Linked DNA regions of Homo sapiens: regions 2, 3 and 4 are each linked to region 1. Evidence: chromatin contacts called from ENCODE Hi-C or POLR2A ChIA-PET data. All regions are on one chromosome and are shown on one strand. The core of a region is the stretch at or near the end of the contact, and the rest is flanking DNA. Distances in the headings are between cores, read along the strand shown. Region 1 holds the start of RPAP3-DT (RPAP3 divergent transcript). Region 2 has its middle 41 kb from the start of LINC02416. Region 3 holds the start of LINC02416 (long intergenic non-protein coding RNA 2416). Region 4 holds the start of LINC02156 (long intergenic non-protein coding RNA 2156).

Region 1 (4,663 bases), core at 1,089-3,588:
ACAGACTTGAAATGGCAGGCCATGAGGTCTAACCTATATTCTGAAAGTTATGTGAAAATATCAAGGTAGTAAAATAAAAAGAACTTGATGACTGACTAGACTGAGGTGTTGGAGAACAGAGAAAGACTCAAACAGTGGCCTAGATTTCTGGCTTGGGACCCCGGTAAGATTACTGATGCCATTTTGAGTCAAGAAATACAATGTTAAAAGGAAAAGAGGCATCAAAGTTGGAGGGCAAACGGAAAGTCAGATTATTTGTTTGGGATATGCTGAATTTGAGTGCTAATGGGGCGAAGAGATACCCCATAGGTAGCTATGTAGGAATAGAGATAAATTCCGGTGTCACTAGCAGAAAGGTAGAAGCTAGAATCAAGGATGTGGCCATGTTTAACCATTGTGACAACTGGGGAATGGGGTGAACCTGGAGAACACTAAACGGAGAAAGAGATGCCAAGGAAGAAAAAAGTAGGCAGTAGCACCTAGACAGTTGGGAGAAAAACCTAGAGTGTACTGTTACAGATGACAAAAAATGAGTTGAAGAAAGTGAGAGGTTAGCAGTGCCAAATGCCACAGAGGGAAAGAAAGTGCATTATATTTAGTCATAAAAAGACTATTCAGAGTTTTTGTTTTTTTTCTTGAGACAGAGTCTTGCTCTGTCGCCCAGGCTGGAGTGCAGTGGCGCAAACTCAGCTCACTGCAACCTCCACCTCCTAGGTTCAAGTGATTCTCCTGCCTCAGCCTCCCGAGCAGCTGGGATTACAGGTGCAGGCCACCACGCCCGGCTAATTTTTGTATTTTTTTTTTTTTTAGTAGAGACGGGGTTTCACCACGTTGGCCAGGCTGGTCTCGAACTCCTGACCTCAAGTGATCCGCCCACCTCGGCCTCCCAAAGTGCTGGGATTATAGGCATGAGCCACCGCGCCTGACCTCTATTTAGAGTTTCAATAAGATTTTTTTTAAAGGGTGGAAGGCCAACCGCAGGTGGCTCATGCCTGTAATCCCGGCACTTTGGGAGGCAGAGGTTGGGGGGCAGGGGGAATAGCTTGGGCTCAGGAGTTCCTAGATCAGCCTGGGCAACACTTCGAGATCCCCATCTCTACTAAAAACACAAAAATTAGCCAGGCGTGGTGGAGGGTGCCTATAGTTCCAGCTACTCAGGAGGCTGAGGTGGGAGGATCGGGAGATCGAGGCCACAGTGGGCGGTGACGGGCCCACTACACTCCAGCCTGGGACCAAAAAAAAAGGAGGGGGGGGAATGAAATGAGTTACGTAAATGAGATTATATGGAGATTACAGTACATTTGCCTTTGATAATATAAGACTTGTTCTTGAGCATAGTCTGGGGAAAAAGCAACAAAGTAAAAGATACAGGAAAAAGGATGAGTGATGGGGCAAAATCTCCAAAAAGGTAGGAGAAGAGTCAAAGCTTTAGGCGGAGGGAAGAGAAGTAAGGTGGGAGGGAGAGAGACGGAATTAGAAAAACATTTGTTTAGGACAGTGAAAAATACCTCACTAAGAAGGGACAGTTGCAGATGCAGATAGGTCTTCTGACTCGTAGCCTCAACAACTAAATTAGGTTTAAGCTTCTTTCAGGCAGTGTCCATGTTTGACCATATATGCACAACTCATTCAAAAACAAAACTAGTACAACGCTTTGTTGGGAACTCAAATAAATGAATAAAAGCGCAACAAGTCAGTGAGATGCTGACGGGGGTTAGATGCTTTTCCATTTCACCCATCACCGCTGCTGCTCGAGCAGGCCCAAAAACTCTCCCAGGGACCCTGCGATGGGGCGGGGGTGCGAGCCAGCAATCAAAAACTTCCAGCGCTGGGGGTATCACTTTCACACCCGCTGTCCCGGCGAACACCGCACACCCACGCCGCAAGGGGGCGGGCCCCACCTCGGTCTTTGCGGGAGGGCGGCTCTGCCTTCCCGAGCACTGCAAAATCGCAGCAGGGTGGAGGGTCCGCCTGCAAAGCAGAGCGCGCAGGCCCGGGTTGCGGGGGCGAGCCCCTCCGGGAACGCGCGACCCGAGACGCCGCTGCCCTGGACACCGACGCGCCGCCTCAACGCGCGCCTCCACCGCCAGCCCCGGCCCGCCCCGCCTCACCGGTACCCATAACCGCTACCCCTCCTCCCACCGGCCACCCCAAGGATCTCCTACGCTGCTCCGGGCAGCGAGAACCGCAACGCCCGCTCACCTGACCAGGCCGTAACCCGCCGCACTGCCACCCCGTCAGCCCCGCAGCGACTCACGCCGAGCCCGGCAGTGACTCACGCAAAGCCCCGCCTCCTGCGCTTCCCCACAAGCCCCCGCGGCCTCGCCCCGCCCCCTTTAGCCTGGGCTTGAGCGCGCGCAGAAGTCAGCTTCGTGACTTCCTTCTCAGGATGGAACCAGCTTGGTGGCTTGAGGGTATGTAAAAGCAATATCTGAGCCTTCTGCCTGCTTCCAATATGACTAAGCTTAAAAGGAGATAACCCAAAAACTGCAGGATCATCCTGATTTTCTGATCTCCAAAACAATAAAACCTTGAATATTTCCCTGGACTCCCTTAAACAGTTTAATCCCTAATATTTACCTTGCTAATCTCTGACCTTTGTGACATTAATTTGTCTGACCTTTGTGAGTATAATAACCATGTGAGAAAGTTACTGTTTTTCCACCATGAACAGACTACTGTCAACCGGTAATCCTGGTAATTTTAGGGGATTTTTTTTTCCCTTTAAGTACTGGTTGGCAAACTAGTCCTTCCGTCTAACTCCTCGCATCTTTTGCAAGTAAACCCCTTTTCTAAGTGAATCTATCTCTGAGTCTTTCTTTGACATGTGCCAGTGTTACAATCTGTCTTTAGATATGCTCTGGCTTACAGAGAAAAAAGAACGAAACTTTTAACACTTTTTGCTTCTGCTTCCCGTGTGAGGGAGTCTTCGTTGCAATGACAACTCTTAAACGAAAGCAAAACAAAAATAATTGCAGAAGTCCACAGAAGCAAACACAAACAAATGAAACTTTCCATTTAAAACAGGACTGTAACCTCAAATATCCTCAAAATCCAGATCGGTGGTTCTCAGTCTTGACTGAGCTTTGGAATCACTTAGGGAGTATATACATATACACGTGTGTGTGTGTGTGTGTTTGTGTCTGTGTGTGTGTGTGTGTGTGTGTGTGTGTGTGTGTGTGTGTGTATACTGATTTCTGTGTCCTATCCCAGAGATTCTGATGTAACTAGTCTTGAGTGAAGCCAATCAGAATTTTTTAAAGCATAGGATACGGCTGTGCATTTGAAGCTGGAAGCCACTAACCCAGGCGCTGATCAATGAAGAACTAGGCTGGAGTGCTGTCTTACAAGGTCATATCATTAGCACATCCTTCCCATTGCTTAATTATTGGTATCTTTATATTTTAAAATCATAGTAGTCAAATCATTAAGTGTACGTCAAAATATTTACTAATGAAATGATTCTTTGGTTGTATTAGGGAGATAGAGAACTGACTTTTAATAATTTTTTTATTAAGTATTTAAAAGCAAATATTGATTTACTGGTGTTTTTAACAAAAGCAACCACATTTGTTTTATTAATTCTGACAGAGTTGATTGAGAAGAGAGATAAGGGGGCTAGCTGGCTGCTCTAGTAAAACCTCATAGACCCTTAGGTGACCCTGCTTTTCTCTCTCTTTTTCTCTCTCAAACCATACAATAATCAGAAGTAGCTTAGTGAATATAGAGTCAAAGTGAGAAAAGTTAATCAAATGGTTTTGATGGTCATCATCACCTAATTCTGAGGCTCCTGCTGTCCCACAAAACCTGTGCCTGCAATGGCAGCCTTCTCTCCTGTGAGCTCAGACCTAGGCCACCTTAAGTTCTTTCCTAGATTCCTTGCAGACCTCCCCACTTCTATTGGCAGTTATCTTTAAATGGATTTCAACAAAATGTGTAAATAATGCCTTTCTTTTAAGTCTCTTTTATTCATTTACTCCAGTCATCTCAATTGAACTTATCATTAATACCTGAAGAGTTATTTTCAAAGAGACAAACCTCTTTATGTGTTTTATGTGTTGCAGTTGTAATGGTCAGTGGAAATAAACAGGAGTGTTTATTATTGCAACAATAAAATGCTGCAATTAATGATTGTAAATGCTATTAATTTTAATATCCAAAACAATTATTGGGCTCTTTCAAATAGTTAAAGAGTCTGACAGTTAATGTAAATCTTAAGAAAGGAAGTATTAGCTAAGTAACTTTAGGAAGAAAATGAACCTTGGGACTTCCTGTTATGGAGATACTATGTTAAGTTTGGTTGCATGTGACAGAAAGCCCAAAATAAGAGTGGCTTAAACATGAAAGATTATTTTTCTTTCATGTAAAACTGAATATAAGCAATCCAGGATTAGTGTGACAGTTTCGGTGTGAGACCCAGGCTCCTTCCTGGCTGCTCTGTGATCTTCAGCATATGGCTTTCATTCATGGTTCAAGCTGGCTGCTCAAGCTCCCACGATCTTGTCTGAAATCCAGTCGGCAGAAAAGGGCAAGAGTGGGAATAACGGTACCCCCTGCCCATTAAGAATACTTCCTTTTGCATGCCATTGGTGAGGACATAGACACACGCCTACTTCTGGTTGCAAGGGAGGTCAAGAGTCTGTACTCTTGACAGTCATTTGTG
Region 2 (4,663 bases), core at 1,164-3,663, 390 kb before region 1:
ACCACAGTGGAATAAACCTAGAGATCAATAACAAGAGGAACCTCTAAATCTTCCCAAACACATGGAAATTAAACAACATGCTCCTGAACCACCAATGGGTCAATGAAGAAATTAAGAAGAAAATTTTAAAATTTCTTGAAAAGAATAAAAATGGAAATACAATATACCAAAATCTATGGGATACAGCAAAAGCAGTAGTAAGAGGGAAATTTATAGCAATAAATGCCTATATCAAAAAGCAGAAAGAAATATAAAATTAAATATAAATAATTTTTATTCAAAAAAGTAGAAATACTTCAAATAAACATAAAGGAATTAGGAAAGCAAAAACAAAACAGACCCAAAATACACAGAAGGAAAGTAAAAAAGATCAGAGCAGAAATAAATGAACTTGAGACTAAAAAATACAGAATATCAAAGAAATAAAAAGTTGGTTTTTGGAAAAGATAAACAAAATCACAGTTTTAGTGGGTCAGGAATCAGGGCATGGCTTGACTGTGTCCTCCACTTCAGGGTCTCACAAGGATGCAATCAAGGTGTCAGCTGAGGTTAGACTGAGCAAGGATCCACTTCCAAGCTCAGGTAGTAGTTAACAAGATTCAGTAACTCATGGGATATTGGACTGAGGGCCTCAGTCTCTTGCTGGATATTGGTCTTGGACTGCCCTCTGCTCCTTGCCATGGGGCTTTCTCAACATGACCTTTGCTTTCTTAAAGTAAGCAAGAGGCCATGTGTGGTGGCTCATGCCTGTAATTCCAAAACTTTGGGAGGACAAAGTGAGAGGATCACTTGAGCCCAGGAGTTTGATACCAGCCTAAGTAACATAATGAGACTCTACAAAAAATAGAAAAAAATAGCCAGGGGCACACACCTGTGGTCCCAGCTACTTGGGAGGCTGAGGTGGAAGAATTGCTTGGGCCCAAGGGGTCAAGACTACAGTGAGCTGTGATCATGCCACTGCACTCCAGCCTGGACAAGAGATCAAGACCATCTCCCTCCCACTACCCAGAAAAGCTAGCAAGAGTGAGCATCTCCAAGCAAGATGGGGTACAATTTTATGTTGCACAATCGTATCCCATCAGCTTTGCCATATTCTACTGGTTAGAAGCAATTAACAAGTCTCACCCACACTCAAGGGGAGGGGATTTACACAAGACATGAATAGCATAAGGTGGGTGTATTAGTCTGTTCTTACACGGCTGTAAAGGATTGCCTAAGACTGGGAAATTTGTAAAGAAAAGATGTTTAATTGGCTCACAGTGCCACGGGCTGTACAAGAAGCAAGGCTGAAGAAGCTTCAGGAAACTTTCAATCATGGCAGAAGGTGAAGGGGAAACTGGCAAGTCTTACATGACAGGAGCAGGACAAAGAGAGAGCGGGGAGGTGCCACACAGTTTTAAACAACCAAATCTTGCAAGAAATCACTCACTATCATGAGAACAGCAAGGGGGTAATCCACCCCCACGATCCAATCACCTCCCACCTGGCCCCTTCTCCAACACTGAGGATTACAATTCAAGATGAGATTTGGGCAGGCCACAGACCCAAATCATACCAGTGGGCATCATGGGGGCCCTCTTAGACTCTGCTGCATGTTTCATTTCACGATTATTTAATATAATTTTTCATATAATAATTTGTCATATAAAGGAGGCAGATATTTAAAAATTGATCTGCTCAGGGTGTCAGATGCACTAGGTACACCACTGCCCTTTATCCTACTTAATTTTTGTCATAATACTTGCCTGATTTATTGTATATTTTCATTATTTTATATAACATTTAATATATTTATATATTTTATTAATATATAATGAACAATAAAAGTTTATTAATATATGTTCATATTTCATAGTCTATATTATTTAACATTTATTATATATTTTATGTGTTATTCACCTTGTATGTTTATTTGTTCATTGTCATCTCCGCCTTATAACCTCCTTAAGGGCAGGACTTTTTCTGGTGTGTTCACTATATTCAGCACCTAGAGCATTGGCTGGCACATTAGAAGAACTCAATAAATATTTGATGGCTAACTATGTGTAATGTTCAGAAGTGTTAATATAGGAGACTAGATTGTAAACTCCCCACGTATTTTAAAATCTCATAGATTTTTAAATTAGGTTTTATATGAACCACCCTCTAGCCTTTTAGTTTTCCCCTAGCTTTACCTCCTCATTTCTAAATTTGTTTGTATTTCTAACCCTGTACTTTGTCAATGTGATACTAAAATAGCTGAATATAAAGTGAGATTTTGGTAAATGACCCATGATTTTTTTTTTAGTAATACCAAATGACAGTCCATCATAGCCAGTCTGTCTTCTGGCAGCCCTGATTTCTGAACTTTGCACATATTGGAGATTATTTTGCTTCTTTCTACCTACAGAACATGTAGGGGCCTGGGGATGTGGCAAGAATCTCACACCTCTTGGAAAGAGGAAGTGAAATTGGCCTTTTGCAACTTCATTTTAATAAAGGGCCTGAGTTAAAGTCTAATCCCAGCCGGCTGAGCCAGTGATAATGTAAGAGTGTGTGTGTGTGTGTGTGTGTGACCATTTTCCTTGGAGAATCCTGCTTCTTAGACTATAATCCTAGATATTATAAATGAATAAATAAATAAAGAACCATGAAACTCTGGTTGGCAGCGCAGGTTAATGATCTGATTGTGGCAAGAGAGGACCTTGAGTCTTATCAATTTTGTATGTTTGTACTGGGGGAGCTTGTAGGGAGGATAGGGTTGCAGCAAGTACTTGTGGAATATTGATGGATATTCAAGGCAAATATAGACCCAGGAATTATGAAGTAAGCACTTACAGGAATCCAAAAGCCCATAAATTAATGGACATCTCCAAAGCATTGTAATACCTTGATAGTATAAGAATCGTGCTCTCTAATAACTTAAAACATGGCCTTATTTTTGAAATCAAAACCTTCAGCATAAACACATGTCCCTTTTGTGCTTACATACCTTATGGCTGCCATTAGCTACAGCTCTTTATACATGGGGCACTGTATATTATTATTAAAACCATCCAGCAAAAAATGATCTCCTGTTGCAACTTTGAATGTACTTAGTGAAATAACTTTCCAGACCTCATAGAGCATTTGGAAATATTTTCCTTATATACAGAACTCTAACTACTAAGTACCATTCTTTCCCAAGGTCTTCAGAGTTCTTTTTTCTTTTCTTTTCTTTCTTCCTTTTTTTTTTTCTTTTTTGAGACAAGGTCTTGCTGCATCACCCAGGCTGGAGGGCAGTGGCATGACCATGACTCACTGCAGCCTCAACCTCCCAGGCTCAAGCAATCCTCCTGCCTTAGGCCTCCCAAGTAGCTGGGACTACAGGCGCATGCCACCACGCCTGGCTAGCTTTTTAATTTTTTTGTAGAGATGGTGTCTCACTATGTTACCCAGGCGGACAGAGTTCTTATTTCTAGGAATAATAACATGAATATTTACTCATTCATTAAAAGAGAAAGGTTTTACGCTTAATACTTTCGTTGTTCTGTTTTTTCTTAAGGTCAGCACCAGAGCTACTTAATAAATAATTGTGCTGTCCTGAAACCACTTTGGGGTAACTCAGCAGAGAACCCAGGCTGCCAACCCAGGGCAATATGAGTACAGTTCCTTCAGGCTGGGAGGGATCCTGGGCTTGTGGCCACCCTAGGGGCTGCATATTGTTGACTCAGGGAGAGCCATGCCTGCCTAAGGGTAGAAAGGGAAAGCCTGTAGCAAGCAGGAAGAGTTGATAGGTACTAAGATGGAGAACATTCATAATATAAAACCATTGTAACCACTTTTAAGTGCACAATTCAGTGACATTAAGTACATTCAAAATGTATGCAACCATTACCACTATCCATTTCCGGGACTCTTCCATCATTCCAAACTCCGTGCTCATTATACAGTAACTTTCCATTCACCCTGTCCCTCAGTCCCCGGTAACCTCTATCAAACTTTCTATCTCTATGAACTTGTCTATTCTAGGTACCCCATATAAGTGGAACCATATATTTGTCCCTTCTTGCCTGGCTTATTTCACTTAGCATGATGTTTTCAAGGTTCATCCATGTTATAGCACATGTCTGACTATTCATCATTTTAAAAATTCATCATTTTTAAGGATGAATATTTACATGACATTTTGTTTATCCATTCATCTGTCAAAGAGCAGTGAGGTTGTTTCCCATCTTTTGCCTACGGTGAGTAATGCTGCTATCAACACTGATGTTCAAGTATCTATTAAAATCTCTGTTTTCATTCTTTTGGGTGTATACCTAGGCAGATGAGGGTTTTGTTTTTGTTTTTGACCATCAGAGTTCCAACTGGTGCTACTTTTCCTTTTAAATACATTCTAGGTCTATTTGAGTTTTTTGTTTGTTTGTTTGTTTTTGTTTTGTTTTGTTTTGGGGGACAGGGTCTTCTTGCTGTGTCACCCAGACTGGAGTGCAGTGACACAGTGACATGATCACTGCAGCCTCAACCTCCCAGGCTCAAGTAATCCTCCCAACTCAACCTCCTGAGTAGCTGGGACTACAGGCATGAGCCACCGTGCCCAGTTGAGTTTTTAAAAAATTTTTGTAGAGAAGTGGTCTCCCTGTGTTGCCCAGGCTTCTATTTGTTACATAGTCATAACATCTTCCTACACCTTTTTTTCTGT
Region 3 (4,663 bases), core at 922-3,421, 350 kb before region 1:
TAAATTTTATTCTACAAACAACTTTCTTTAGGGTATTTTTTTACAATCTGAGGATTATACAAAACCACCTGATAAAAATAGGCGCAATAATTCTTGGGCTTTTAGTTTCAAAGTCTGTTTTCCCATCTGTTATCCAAAGTCTGGGTCGGTCTACACAACCAAAGCAAAATGTAGGATTCTGTAATTATCCTTTGACTCAGAGACAAATAGAATATCAGTAGAAAAGGGACATCTGTGCTCATCTGATTCAATACCAGTCAGAAATATGATTCTTTGAAACATCTAACAACCATAGAGGACAATCTGCTTTATTGAACCCATGAATTCAAATTCTAATCTCATCTGGAAACACCCTCACAGACACACCCCAAAGTAATGTTTAGCTAAATACCTGGCATCCGGATCCAGTCAAGTTGACACAAACAATTAACCATCAAATCCCACATCTCTAAGGCCTTCATGGCACCTAATACAAAGTAGGTGCTCAGTAAATGTTTTCTTATTGAGTGGATGAATGAATGTATTTTTATTATTTCCAGTGAAATCGTAAAGATGACTATGGATGAAGAACTACAAAGTTAGTAAAAAGTAACTGACAGACCGCTCTTAGCCTGCTAGCCTGCTGACAGATTGTACTGCTTAGGTTGATTGACAGTTACTCTCAGAGTATTAACTGTATAACTGAGAGTAACTCAAAGTAGTAACATGTCTACATATGGGGAAGACTTCACTTGAGTCTCACTGATCCTCAAAGCAGACACTCAAAATAAATGTGCTGTGAGTTTAGTTTAGATCCAGTCCAGATGCTATTTGAAGAAAGAAGGGAAAGGAAAGGAAAAGAAAGAAAGAGGGAAGGAAGGAAGGAAGGAAGGAAGAAAGGAAGGAGGGAAAGAAGGAAGGAAGGAAGTGAAGTAAGTTCAAAGTTACTTGTTTAAAAAATAAATACAAAGAAAATATTCTTTTCTGGCTGCCAATCTGTTAAAAAATTAAAAAGTAATATATAGTTTGGGGTTGTAATTATCAGGCTATTGTAATTTGCCCTAATTTTTGTACAGTTTTATTTATTTCAAATGTCCAATTTTAAGGAGAAGATAATAGACTTCAAATTATGGATAGAGAGATTGTAATAGAAATCTCTTCAGATACTAAGAAACCTGGTTTCATTTCATTCTCTTTGACATTTCATTCTCTTTGATCTTTAATATCCTTATCATTGGTCCTAAAATCCACTAGCTCTTTTTGGGTTACATGAACATTATTAACTTCAGATATTCTACAAGTCATGCATGTTGACTTGGGGTTCTGGTTTTGGCTATTATCTTATGCAGACTGGTGCCGTCTACCAGCAGCTTGGTACACACATTTTTTTCCTCACCAAAGATGGATTAAAGAAATAAAGTAGCAGAAGTTTTGTGAATAGTGGGTTTGACAGTAATGCATATACCAAGATATATGCTGGTAAAATGTATCCATCCAGCAGCCTTAATTTTTACATATAAAGTTGTCCCTTGGTATTCACGGGGGATTGGTTCCAGGACCCCCTGTGGGTACCAAAATCTGCAGATACTCAAATCCCTGATATAAGATGGTGTAGTGTTTGCATACAACCTATGCACATCCCCCATATACTTTAAATCATATCTAGATTACTTATAATGCCTAATATAATGTAAATGCTATGTAAATAGTTGTTGCATTGTGTTGGTTTTTTATTTGTTTTTTTGTTGTTGTTGTCATTTTAATTTTTTTCAGACATTTTTGGTCTATGGTTGGTTGTATTTGCAGATGCAGAATCCTCATATACAGAGGGCCAGCTGTAACTCATATGTTTTCAAGAGGATCTTCTCAATATAACAATGTGTAGCTTATGGCCAGGCACAGTGGCACACGCCTGTAATCCCAGCACTTTGAGATGCCAAGGCTGGCAGATCTCTTGAGCTCAGGAGTTTGAGACCAGCCTGCAAAACACAGTGAAACCCTGCCTCTATAAAAAATACAAAAATTAGGTGGGCATGGTAGTCTGTGAATGTAGTTCCAGCTACTTGGGAGGTTGAGGTGGAAGGATCACTTGACCCCAGGAGGTCAAGGCTGCAGTGAGTCATGAGTGTGCCACTGCACTCCAGCCTGTGCGACAGAGTGAGACTCCGTCTCAAGAAAAGAAAAGAAAAAGGAAACTGCAACGATGAACAGATCAGAATAGGCGACATGCACTGAACAAGGTAAAAAAGACAGAAAATTATCTGGAGAGGTGGCCGGAGGACACATCAAGAAGCGCCTTGTACATTGGTAAGGATTGTGGATTTTATGGTGATTAAAAGTTGCTGTGGGGTTTTTTGAGTACAGGAATGACTTAACCGGTATAATGTTTGTAAAAGGATCCATTTGGCTGCTGTGCAGAGAAATAGACAGGACAAAGTAAGTGGAGAAGCCAGGATACATACAGGAAGCTATGGTCATTGTCCTGGTGAAAGCAATCCACAACTTGGGCCTGGTAGGGACAAAGGTGAAAAGTTGCTAATTCTACATGTATTCTTTGATGGATTGGGCATGGAGAGGGAGAGAAAGGGAGTGGTCAATAAGATTCCAAAGTTTTGGGCCCAAGCAATTGAGTAAAACCGTGGTGACTTTTACTGAAATAGGAAAAACTGAGGTGGGTCAGTCTGGGGCAGGGGGAAATATGAAATTCCATTTGAGAGCTGTTAAGTTTGAGATATCTATTATATAATCAAGTGGGTATGTCAAGTAGGCATTTGTTGGTTTTTATAATTGTATTAGTCAGGGTTCTCTAGAGGGACAGAACTAATGGGATAATATATGATATATACATATATATGATATATATATATATATATCAATTGTACCCCAAACCTCAGCATCACATAATATACTCATGTAACAAACCCACACATGTATCCCTGAATCTAAAATAAAAGATGAAATTATAAAAAAAGTTATATTGAAGCGTGAAATATTGATTACAATTTTGAAGCATAAAATATATCGATTATTATCATGGTTATTACTGAGTATCAACTTGATTGGATTGAAGGATGCAAAGCACTGATCCTGCGTGAGTCTGTGAGGGTGTTGCCAAAGGAGATTAACATTTGAGTCATATATATATATATAGATATAGATATATAGATATAGATATAGATATAGTTTAGTAAGTATTAACTCACACAATCACAAGGTCCCACAATAGGCCATCTGCAGGCTGAGGAGCAAGGAAAGCCAGTCTGAGTCCCAAAGCTGAAGAACATGGAGTCTGATGTTTGAGGGCAGGAAGGGTCCAGCATGAGAGAAAGATGTAGGCTGGGAGGCTAGGCCAGTCTAGTCTTTTCATGTTTTTTTGTTGTTTTTTTTTTTTTCTGCCTGCTTTATATTATAGCCATGCTGGCAGCTGATTAGATGGTGCCCACCCAGATTAAGGGTGGGTCTGCCTTTCCCAACCCACTGACTCAAGTGTTAATCTTCTTTGGCAACACCCTCACAGACACCTGCAGGATCAGTGCTTTGCATCCTTCAATCCAATCAAGTTGACACTCAGTATTAACCATGATAATAATAAATATATTCTGTGCTTCAAAATAGTTGTAATCAATATTTGACACTTCAATATAACTTTTTTTTATAATTTCATCTTTTATTTTAGATTCGGGGATACATGTCTGGGTTTGTTACGTGGGTATATTATGTGATGCTGAGGTTTGGGGTACAAATGATCCCATCACCCAGGTATTGTTCACAGTACCCAATAGTTATTCAACCCTTGCTCCCCTTCTTCCTTCCTCCCTCTAGTAGTCCCCACTGTCTACCATTGCCATCTTTATGTCCATGAATATCCAATGTTTAGCTCCCACTTATAAGTGAGAACATGCGGTATTTGGCTTTCTGTTCCTGTGTTAATTTGCTTAGGGTAATGGCCTCCAGCTGTGTCCATGTTCCTGCAAAGAACATGATTTTGGTCTTTTTTCTGGCTGCATCAAGTAGGCATTTGGATATGAAGTCTGGTGTTCAGGAGAGTTTGGGGCTGGAGACAGAAATTTGTAAGTTATCAATATCTAAACTAGTGCTAACCAGTAGACATACGAGGCAAGTTACATATGTTTTCTAATAGCTATATGTTAAAAAGTGGAAAAAATAGGTAACATTAATTTTAGTAATGTTTTATTCAACTTAATACATCCAAAATCTCATTTTATTGTATAGTCAATATGAAAATATTATTGTGTTGTTTTACATTCTTTTTTTTATAAGTCTTTGAACTTCAGTATGAATTTTACATGTGTACCACATCTTGATTCAGACTTAATAGCCATGTGGCTAGTGGCTACTGTGTTGGACAGCACAGGTCTGGATGGTGTTTAAAGCCAATGGACTGGATATTGAGAGACAGTATAGATAGAAAAGAGAAGAAGCCCAAGAGACCCGAGGACTGAGCCCTTGGAAACTGCAGCATTTAAAAGTCAGGAAAAAGAAGAGGAGGATCCCCAATAGAAGAGAAAAAGAATAGAAATGCTGTCTTGTTAGGGGAGCAGGATATGGGTGTATGCATTTATCAAAACTGATTGAACTGCACACTTAAAATTTATGCATTTCACAATATGTAAATTATGACTCAATTTTAAAAAGCACATTCTAAAAATAGAAGAGAGAGAGA
Region 4 (4,663 bases), core at 1,455-3,954, 290 kb before region 1:
GTGTCCTGTCATTAAGATCTTATCACAGCCAAGCTGGGATGCACCATTTTCCTCATCACAGTTTTACATGCTGATTTTAATGTATCTAGCCACTTTATTCTGACCTCTTAATTAATGTTTTAGGTTTTCTCATTGTAAAATAAGATAATCTGTAAACAATAATTTAGTCTTTTCCCTTTTGTTAATATTAATATGTAAACTGCTGACAAACCACAACTCATGTAGGATTAGAAACACAAACTAACAAGCACTCAGAGCACACATCCAGTTGGTGTGGCTGACCAAGGATCCTTTCTACTCAGAGGTATTTGATCAGTGTGGCTGAGGCAGCTCTAGTTTGGACCAGAGACCACTGGCAGATGGCTCATTTAGAGTTAATTCTCATTATAAAAATTTTTCTGAAATCATCTGAATCCATGGAAAGATCTATCTTCAAATCTAGACAGTAACAACTCTTGCCTACATATTCAGCAGATGGTTAATTCTTATGACAGTAGCACTCCACAATCACTAAGCTCTATGGGATGCTAAGTTTATTTCCTGTAAAATCAAAGTGAAACAAGCTCTATTTGGCTGAAAATGGTTGTAATAAGATCCAACAAAATAAGGTTGCCTTTGTTTCTTCTGGGGTTTCTTTTTAGAGCTAAATTGGAGAGCTCCATAAACTTTAAGATGTAATGAACTGACTCATTTATTTCACTCTGCTTTCCATCTCTGACAGGTGCATACACACACACGCACACATACACACTCCACCACCACCACCACCACTATTGCCATCCCACTGCCACACCAGCTTCCCTACACTATAGACCACACGGTCCTTGTATGGGAATTAGGTTTACACTATGTAAATGTTCCCAAGGATCTACTATGAAGCTCTGGCAATGCTCTATTTAGCCTAGGAAATTTGCTGCGATGCCAGACTAAGAGATGGAGTTTTCTGTGGAAGATAAAAGCTGCTTCCTTTATTTGAAGAAAATTAAAGTTTATTCCACAGATCAGTGGTTAACTCTCCAGGGCAAGCCCTTTTCTTCCTCCAAACTTCAACACATATTTCTACAAGTCAGGGAAATATGAATCTTCTTCCTTGGACCAGCTAAATGGATATCCTGTGGCAAGTTATTTGGAAACAATAAAACAGGCAATCACCTGCTTAAGTGGCACAATCAGAAAGGCCAAGAGAGACTTCCGACCTTTCCCGAACACCTTAATAATTGAAACTTACATTGATACCATTCTGTTTGCAAAAAGACAGAAATTCCCTATTTTCAAGGTTCTTATGTGGTTCTGAACCATTCCTTTGAGGAACTGGTGTCAACTACTGTCACATTATATTAAAGACCTGACAAAAAAGAGACATGGGATTGATGTTTTTAACTGAGCAGAAGTTGAAAGCTACTGGGGCAGTACCTAGGGGACTTTAGGCACTGAGGGGCTAAAAATTAGATATATTGTGGTGCAGAGAGATGAAGGAAGGAAGGGAATCAAAGAAAGAAGAAGCAATGACAACCAAAGGCAAATTTTGCCTTTTTCTAGCTCCTAATCTTTATTGTAGCAGTTATCTCTTATTAAGCACTATGTACCAGGTGTGCAAAGGTCTTTGCATGTGTTTGCTCATTACACCTTTACATTTCTGTTTACAAGGAGCAGAGGGGTTTAGGGCCCTGGCTCCAGAGGTTTCTCCCTAGTAGGGGATGAGATCATCCCATGCCATGTGAGCTTGTCAGGAACTTGGCATAGACCCTGAGGTTCTACTCAGGGCCTGAGGTTCTCAAGAATGAACATTCCTGGACATTCAGTAAAGAGTTGTTAATATCCCTGCCTGGATCCCTTTCTTTCTATTTTGAGAACATTAAGAGAGGGAAGGCTACTGACACTTGGAATGAATAGTCATGGGAAAGAAAACAGTCTTCAGGAACAATTTCAGGAAGGTGTGAGAAGATGAAGTGAGGACCAGAGAATGTGTTCCTGGGTGGTGGTGACCAAAAACCACCAGGATGGACTTGAGGGTCCCTAGAAATCAACTGGGGAGGGAAATCCTAGGAGAAAGATTGGTCTTCTTGTCAACCTAGAGGGTTTTTTTTTTCCACTTACTATGGTTTCAACACTAAAATAAATATGAACTTATTCCACACCTCAAACTGGTGATTTGAAATATATTTATTGGAAATATTAAAAATCTATATTTTTACTTTAGGGCAGATAATTGTGTTTTACCTCAATGTTCTAGTTTGTATTTAGCTTAAAGGACATCCTTGAAATATCTGTTTTTTATAAGAGCTTCAGAGTTAAAAGGGGAAAGGAAGATTGTTTAGGTTGAGAGGGTTCTGTTTGGGTTTGCTTTGCTGTTGTCGGGGGCGCTGGGGTGATTAGCATCATGCAGGGCATGTGATTCTGACACCCTCTTCTGTGGTGGGGGTGAGAAGGCACCGGTGCCACTAGTCCCTGACCTGTCCCTCAGACAAGTTACAAATGAAGACTGAGGGGGTGGAGTAGCTATGGAAACCAGGAGGGAAGGATTTTTTTTTTTAATGCAAATGAATTAGAACAAAATGACTGGCATCCCTTTTTCTTTTTCCATCTGTGACAAAAGTTCTGTGTCCTGGTTTCTACCTTCACTTGGAGTAAATTATGGGGGAAAGAACATCATGAAGACCTGCTATTGTCAGAGTGTCATTTCCTCTTTCTATCTTTCTGTGGATTAATTTTAAATCCATTTGATAGAATTAATCATATAAGCCAGTCTCATTTCCCTGCAAATGTCTGCCTTCGTGCAGGTGATTCTGTAGAAAGGAGTTTCTCCAATAAAGCAGAGCTTCTCTTTCAACTCCATGGACATCAGAGAGAGTCCCTTTCAAAAAAGGAGGCTCAGGTCTGGAGAGACAAAGGCCTCTACTTTCGAAAAGGCCTCTTGGATCAAGCCCAGGTATGAGTCGTCAGTACCACGTTTGTCTCTGTGTCACAGCATTTGAGATTTTCATGAGGCTACCTGACCTCAATCTGTTTCCTTTTATATATTAACTCTTTAGGTCCCAATGGGACATACCCATTTTATGAGTTACTGACATTTATAACTTACCTCATTTTAGCATAAACTTTCTGCCTTTTGTTCTTTTGTGGACAACATATTAGCTCTTGGATTCTGAGTTTTTAAATGGTATAATTTTTGTTTGGCTCCAGGCAACAGTAGTTCTACTTTGTGTCTGAGCCTCCCGTCATCATCTGTCACTCTGTGCCCACTTGTTCTATTAAAGTATCATCAGGAAGGCACACAATTGATCCAGGGTAAAAAATTCTGCTCCAACAGTGAATGAATCATTCAATGTTGTGTGTCCACTGGGAGAAAAAAAAACTCCACGCAGCATATTCATTTTCACAATTTTTATGTACTACCATGAAGTACATAAAAATTACTGTAGGAATTTTATTTTATTTTATTTATTTTTTTTGAGATGGAGTCTCGCTCTTTAGCCCAGGCCGGACTGCAGTGGCGCTATCTCGGCTCACTGCAAGCTCCGCCTCCCGGGTTCACGCCATTCTCCTGCCTCAGCCTCCTGAGTAGCTGGAACTACAGGCACCCGCCACCGCGCCTGGCTAATTTTTTTTGTATTTTTAGTAGAGACGGGGTTTCACCGTCTTAGCCAAGATGGTCTCGATCTCCTGACCTCGTGATCCGCCCGCCTCGGCCTCCCAAAGTGCTGGGATTACAGGCGTGAGCCACCGAGCCCGGCCTATTGTAGGAATTATTACACTCACTTTGTTTCACTCTGCTCTACCTTCTAAATCTGAACATGTCCTGTTCTATTGATACTTTCTCCTGTCAATAGTCATGCTAGTGATGGAAGAACCTTGGCCAATATGATTAGAGTCTGAAAGATTCTCCTGGGTGATGTAAAACGAGCTCATAGGCAGAGGGGAGAACTTCCTTCTGTAACACACAGGCTGGCTTCTGACTCACCTACAAAAAAAGAAAAAAAGAGAGCTACTTGGTTCCACTGTCTCTTTGGATCTCATGAGTTGAAAGCTGAGGCTGTACTCCCCAACAAACATGAGTATTTCAGTTCTAAGTAGGTGACTGGAGAAAGATGAAATCCACTCAATTTGAAGAACATTTAAAAAATATGTTTTCATGCTTTGGAAAAGTTTCAGTGTGTCAGGTAAAATACTTGAAACTAAAAATTGTTGTAGATTTTGTACTATCGTTGGCCTGGAAGAGCAGTTCACATTTAATTAACGTTCTAAGGTAACACTGTGGCATAGTTATAGGACTGCAAGTAACAATTCACAAAATGAATTAATCATTGGATCCTGCTATGTTCTGAATGTTTGTGCTCCACAAAACTCATGTGTTGAAATCCGATGCCCCAAGGTGATGGTATTAGGAGGCGGGGCCTTTTAGAGGCAACCAGATCATGAGGGCAGAGCTAATGGCACTAATGGGATGAGTGTCCTTATAAAAGAGACCCCAGGCTGGGCACGGTGGCTCATGCCTGTAATCCCAGCACTTTGGGAGGCCAAGGCAGGTGGATCACGAGGTCAGGAGTTCGAGACCAGGGTGGCCAACATAGTGAAACCCTGTCTCTACTAAAAATACAAAAAATTAGCCGGACGTGGTGGTGTGCACTTGTAATCCCAGCTACTGGGGAAGCTGAGGCAGGAG

Evidence for each region. Hi-C counts contacts between places; a loop is a spot of excess contacts on that map. ChIA-PET counts read pairs that join two places held with the same protein, here RNA polymerase II (POLR2A). Pooled maps may share reads with other maps.
Region 2: a loop to region 1 is called in a pooled map, with 5 times the contacts of the local background. The contact joins the enhancer-like site here to the promoter of RPAP3-DT in region 1. A Hi-C loop is called at or near these places in 1 of 37 single-sample maps with no recorded cell type and 5 of 50 pooled maps. POLR2A ChIA-PET finds 5 or more read pairs at or near these places in 1 of 52 experiments (CD8-positive, alpha-beta memory T cell).
Region 3: a map with no recorded cell type shows a loop between it and region 1 (8-fold over the local background). The contact joins the promoter of LINC02416 here to the promoter of RPAP3-DT in region 1. A Hi-C loop is called at or near these places in 1 of 168 maps with a recorded cell type or tissue (B cell), 1 of 37 single-sample maps with no recorded cell type and 8 of 50 pooled maps.
Region 4: a loop to region 1 is called in a pooled map, with 2.5 times the contacts of the local background. The contact joins the promoter of LINC02156 here to the promoter of RPAP3-DT in region 1. A Hi-C loop is called at or near these places in 6 of 50 pooled maps. POLR2A ChIA-PET finds 5 or more read pairs at or near these places in 2 of 52 experiments (activated T-cell and activated naive CD4-positive, alpha-beta T cell).

What each region holds. Positions count from the first base shown.
Region 1 is chr12:47,703,750-47,708,412 of GRCh38, forward strand. RPAP3-DT (RPAP3 divergent transcript) reads left to right here and starts at 2,339. Exons shown (of 4, transcript NR_183480.1): 1 at 2,339-2,414. It overlaps RPAP3 (RNA polymerase II associated protein 3), which reads right to left and starts at 2,281. Exons shown (of 17, transcript NM_024604.3): 1 at 2,203-2,281. RefSeq lists enhancers at 1,495-1,996, 1,997-2,496, 2,217-2,511, 2,443-2,592 and silencers at 1,743-1,832, 1,863-2,152, 2,223-2,302.
Region 2 is chr12:47,310,523-47,315,185 of GRCh38, forward strand. No RefSeq gene overlaps it. Among named protein-coding and RNA genes, the nearest start is that of LINC02416, 41 kb to the right of the region's middle. RefSeq lists an enhancer at 2,297-2,346. Within about 2 kb of position 2,414, at least 3 of the 41 ENCODE cell types and tissues checked have a DNase peak (open chromatin) inside an H3K27ac peak, as active enhancers do.
Region 3 is chr12:47,351,597-47,356,259 of GRCh38, forward strand. It overlaps LINC02416 (long intergenic non-protein coding RNA 2416), which reads left to right and starts at 2,172. Exons shown (of 4, transcript NR_183615.1): 1 at 2,172-2,286.
Region 4 is chr12:47,412,304-47,416,966 of GRCh38, forward strand. It overlaps LINC02156 (long intergenic non-protein coding RNA 2156), which reads left to right and starts at 2,705. Exons shown (of 2, transcript NR_149087.1): 1 at 2,705-2,929.